2 separate regions of the Homo sapiens genome follow, and region 1 is linked to region 2. Evidence: read pairs that join two places in POLR2A ChIA-PET (ENCODE). Cell type or tissue: GM12878. All regions are shown on one strand.

Region 1 (2,500 bases), 560 kb before region 2:
CTTGCCTCAGTGTTTCAAGTACCTGAGACCACAGGCACGCACCACCACCACGCAGCTAATTTTTTTTTTTTTTTTTTAGTAGAGACGGGGTTTCACCATGTTGCCCAGGCTGGTCTCCAACTCCTGGACTCAAGCCATCCTCCCACCTCGGCCTCCCAAAGTGCTGGGTTTACAGGCGTGAGCTACCGCACCCAACCTGTGTCTCTGCATTTATATAAATAAATATATATACCCATTTAAATGTATTCTATTGTTTTACAAGGTTTTGTGTAAATACTGTAATGTTATATTGTAGCCGTTGTTCTGCAACTTGTTTTTTTCTCTCACGCCCCACATCCAATTCTTCAGCAAATTACGTCAACTCTTCCTGGGCACTGTATCCAGAATCTGGGCACCTCCACGGCTTTCACCCTGCCCCCTGCTCTGCCCTTGGCACCCTTAGTTCATCTTAGTTCATTCTCAGCAATCCCTTTTATTTAATTTTATTTTTTATTTATTTTATTTCTTTCTTTATTTTTTTTTTTTTTTGAGACGGAGTCTCGCTCTGTCGCCCAGGCTGGAGTGCAGTGGCACGATCTTGGCTCACTGCAAGCTCCGCCTACAGGGTTCATGCCATTCTCCCACCTCAGACTCCTGAGTAGCTGGGACTACAGGCGCCCGCCACCACACCCAGCTAATTTTGTTTTTGTATTTTTAGTAGAGACGGGGTTTCACTGTGTTAGTCAGGATGGTCTCGATCTCCTGACCTCGTGATCCGCCCGCCTTGGCCTCCCGAAGTGCTGGGATTACAGGCATAAGCCACCGTGCTTGGCCAATCCCTTTTACTTTTTATTTCTTTGAGACACGGTCTCACTCTGTTGCCCAGGCTGGAATGCAGAGGTGCGATCATAGTTCACTGCAGTGAATCTCCCCGGCTCAAGCAATCCTTCCATCTCTCAGCCTCCTGAGTAGCTGGGACTACAGGCACACTGTACCATGCCTGGCTAATTTTTTGATTTTTTGTTGAGATGCATTTTTGCCATGTTGCCCAGGCTGGTCTCGAACTCCTGGGCTCAAGTGATCCGCCCACCTCGGCCTCCCAAAGTGCTAAGATTATGGGCATGAGCCACTGTGCCCGGCCAGCAATTCTAATAGAGTGAGACTTATAATGTTTGGGTGCAGTGGCTCACGCCTGTAATCCTAGCACTTTGGGAGCCCGAGGTGGGTGGATCACTTGAGGTCAGGAGTTCGAGACCAGCCCAGCTAACACGGTGAAACCCCGTCTCTACTAAAAATACAAACATTAGCGAGGCATGGTGCTGGGTGCCTGTAATCCCAGGTACTCAGGAAGCTGAAGCATGAGAATTGCTTGAACCCGGGAGGTGAAGTTTGCAGCGAGCCGAGACTGCGCCACTGTACTCCAGTCTGGGCAATACAGGGAGACTCATTCTCAAAAAAAAAAAAAAAAAAAAAAAAAAAAGTGAGACTTACAATCTTTCAGTCAGATCTACCCAAAAGAATTGAAACCAGTGACTCAAACAGTGAACACCCATACTCATAGGAGCATTATTCACAGTCGCCAAAAAGTGGAAACAAACCAAATGTCCATAAACAGATAAATGGACAAACGAAATGTGTGGTCTCTACACACAATGGAATATTATTTAGCATTTTAAAAAGAAGAAAATTCTGACACATGCTACAACATGATGGACCCTGAAGAAATTATGCAAAGTGCAATCAGCCATATACAAAATAACAAAAACGAGTTTGATTCCACTTATACGAGGTCCCTAAGGTAGTCAAAATCATAGAGACAGGAAGTAGAATGGCTGCCAGGGGCTGGGGAATTATTGTTGAATGGGTATAAAGTTTCAATTTGGAAAGAAGAAAAAGTTCTGGAGATGGATAGTGGTGATGGTTACACAGCCTTGTAAATGTATTTAATGCCTCTGAGATGTACACTTAAAAATGATTAAATGAGCTGGGCGTGGTGGCTCATGCCTGTGATCCCAGCACTTTGGGAGGCTGAGACATGAGGATCACTTGAGTGCAGGAGTTTGAAATCAGCCGGGGCAACATAGGGAGACCCCTTCTCTACAAAAAAAAAATTAGCCTGGCATGGTGGCATGCACCTGTAGTCCCCAACTACTCAGGAGGCTGAGGGAGGAGGATCTCTTGAGCCTAGGAGGTGGAGGCTGCAGTGAGCCATGATCTTGCCACTGTACTCTAGCTTGGGCAACAGAGTGAAACCCTGTCTTAAAAAAAGAAAAATGGTTAAATGGTAAATTTTATGTCATGCATATATGTATATTTTGCCACAATAAAAAAAATATAAAAAATTTTCCAGTCAGATTACATCACCCCAAACCTTCTCAAGGATCCCACCTCACTCTGATTCAAGACTAAAGTCCTGGCCAGATGTGGTGGATCATGACTGTAATCCCAGCACTTTGGGAGGCCAAGGCTGATGGGTCATTTGAGGCCAGGAGTTCAAGACCAACCTGGCCAACATAACAGA
Region 2 (2,500 bases):
CACGGAATATCTTTTCATTTATTTGTGTTTTCCTCAGTTTCTTTCATCAGTGTTGTATAGTTTTCAGTATACAGATAGTTTGCTTCCTTGGATACATTTACACCTAAGTAATTTTTTTTTTGCTGCTATTGTAAATTAGTTTGTTTTCTTAATTTTCTGGTCTGGTAGTTTGTTATTAGATAAGCTAGTATATAAAATTAGAATAATTAGATAATCTAATATAGAAACACTACTGATTGTATGTTGGTTTTGCATCCTGCAGTTTTATTGAATTTGTTGATCAGTTCTAACAGCTTTTTTAGTGGATTCTTTAGGGTTTTCTGTATATAAAATCACCTTGTCAACAAATAGAGACAAGTTCACTTCTTCCCTTCCTATTAGGATGCCTTTTATTTCTTTCTCTTTCCTAATTACTCTGGCTGGGACTTCCAGTACTCTATTGAAAAGAAAGGGTGAGAGTGGGCGTCCTGATCTTAGAGGAAAGGCTTTCAACTTTTCAGTGCTGAGAAGGATGTTAGCTACGGGTTTGTCATAATAGAGCCCATAGTGTTTATTGTGTTGAGTGCATTTCCTTTATACCTTATTGCTGAGTACTTTTTTCATGAAAGAATGTTAATTTTTTTCAAGTGCTTTTTTTTCCTGCATCTATTGAGATGATCATATGATTTTTATCCTTTATTTTGTTAACATGGGTATCACATTTATTGATTTCTATGTGTTGAACCATCCTTGCATCCCAGGGAGAAATCCCACTTGATCATGGTGAATAAAATTCTTTTAATGTGTTCTTCAATTTGGTTTGCTAATATTTTGTTGAGGATTTTTCCATCTATGTTCATCAGGGATATTGGTTTATAGTTTTCTTCTCTTGTGTTTTTGTTTGGCTTTGGTATGATAGTCTTGGATAATGAGTTTAGAAATACTCCCTTAATTTTTTGGAAGAGTTTAAGAAGAATTGATTGACATCCAGATCAAGAAACAGAACATGCTGGTACCCTAGAAGCATCATCTCACAATCCCTATCAACCGTATCCTTCAGGAGTAATCACTATCCTAACCTCTATCACCTATGATTACTTTCATCTGTTCCTGAACTTATGCCCACTTTTCTGTTATGCAACTCCATTGACTTATGCCCATTTTTCTGTTAAAAAATTTAAAAAGTGCAGAGCTTTAAGTTACTGAGGCTGAGCCTGAGAAATGTTAGCTGGGACTTTTTTAGTTTTGCATAGAGGAAGTGAAATCCGTATGGGAGACAGGCACCTTCTGGAATCACCCATTGGGGAATGGTGCCGTTTGCCTTCTTTGGGGAACATCTGCTTCCTGTTTCAATGTTGCCCATCGGTTCCAGACTGTTCAACAAGGAAGCCAGGGCATTCTGACAGTTTTTCCACACAATAATTTAGCTCTGTAAATACTAGGAAAACTTGAGCTCACAAACTATTTTTAGGGCTTAACATTTCAAAAATTCTGTATTAGTAAGAATCTATTAAAGCTGCTGTAACAGACAAACCTTGAAGTCTCTGTGGCTTGACAGAAGGGAGTTTATTTCTTACTCATGTCACTAACCAGTGCAGGTGGTCCTGGTCAGGACATCTTCCACAGAGTCACACAGGACCCCAGGGTCCTCCCCATTGGGCCAGTGGAAGGGGAAAGGGAAATTGAGAAAGCACACTCATTTCACAACAACTTCAGCTGGGGAAGGAAGTCACATCACTTCTGCTCACATTCTATTTGCCAGAACCCAGGCAAAGAGGCAACCAACGGAAGGGGGTCCTGGGACATGTCGACTAGCTCTATGTCCAGGAGGAAAAGAAAACAGGTTTTGATGAACTCAGTAAATCTCACTCCAGTCTCCAAAGCCATAATTTCCTTTGTCTTTCTTTGCGGTGATGTATCTAGTTTTATCTCTCACTTGACTGGTAAAACTAAGATGCAAAACTCTGGACGTCTTTATCTTATCAAACATAGCAGGGAAAGAGTGAGTTCTATTTGTGTTCCTAAAAGTGAAATAAAGAAGCACTTTTCTTGTTTTTAGTTATTAGAACAATCTGGCTCTTGTCAGACTTTCTAGTTTTTCAATCAGTCAGAATTCTTGCCTCTCTGGTTGCCTGTTGTATTAATCCATTCTCATGCTGCTAATAAAGGCATAACTGAGACTGGGTAATTTATAAAGGAAAGAGGTTTAATTGACTCACAATTCAGCATGGCTGGGGAGGCCTCACAATCATGGCAGAAGGCAAAGGAAGGTCAAGGCACTTCTTACATGGCAGCAGGCAAGAGAGCGTGCACAGGGGAACTGCCCTTTATAAAACCATCAGATCTCGTGAGACTTATTCACTATCACGAGAACAGCATTAGAAAACCCACCCCCATGATTCCATTACCTTCCGCCAGGTCCTTCTCATGACACATGGGGATTATGAGAGCTACAATTCAAGATGAGATTTGGGTGGGGACACAGCCAAACCATATCACCTGTGGACATCCCAAGCAGATC

What was found. ChIA-PET counts read pairs that join two places held together with the same protein. Peaks named below come from ENCODE experiments on the same cell type or tissue, not always from the same donor. Only the 100,000 strongest peaks of a DNase experiment are listed, where the experiment ranks them.
Region 1: POLR2A ChIA-PET joins it to region 2 with 6 read pairs; 1 of 35 experiments calls an interaction of 5 or more read pairs at or near these places.

The regions. Positions count from the first base shown.
Region 1 is chr16:23,291,684-23,294,183 of GRCh38, forward strand. It overlaps a transcript of SCNN1B not described here. Among named protein-coding and RNA genes, the nearest start is that of SCNN1B, 9.4 kb to the right of the region's middle. RefSeq lists an enhancer at 1,246-1,325. In GM12878, no CTCF peak of the experiment used is centred here; a DNase peak (open chromatin) is centred at 1,518; H3K4me3 peaks cover 548 bases.
Region 2 is chr16:23,851,716-23,854,215 of GRCh38, forward strand. The region is part of intron 2 of PRKCB (protein kinase C beta); the gene reads left to right. Among named protein-coding and RNA genes, the nearest start is that of PRKCB, 17 kb to the left of the region's middle. RefSeq lists an enhancer at 1,805-1,894. In GM12878, no CTCF peak of the experiment used is centred here; no DNase peak of the experiment used is centred here; H3K4me3 peaks cover 1,678 bases; H3K27ac peaks cover 1,934 bases.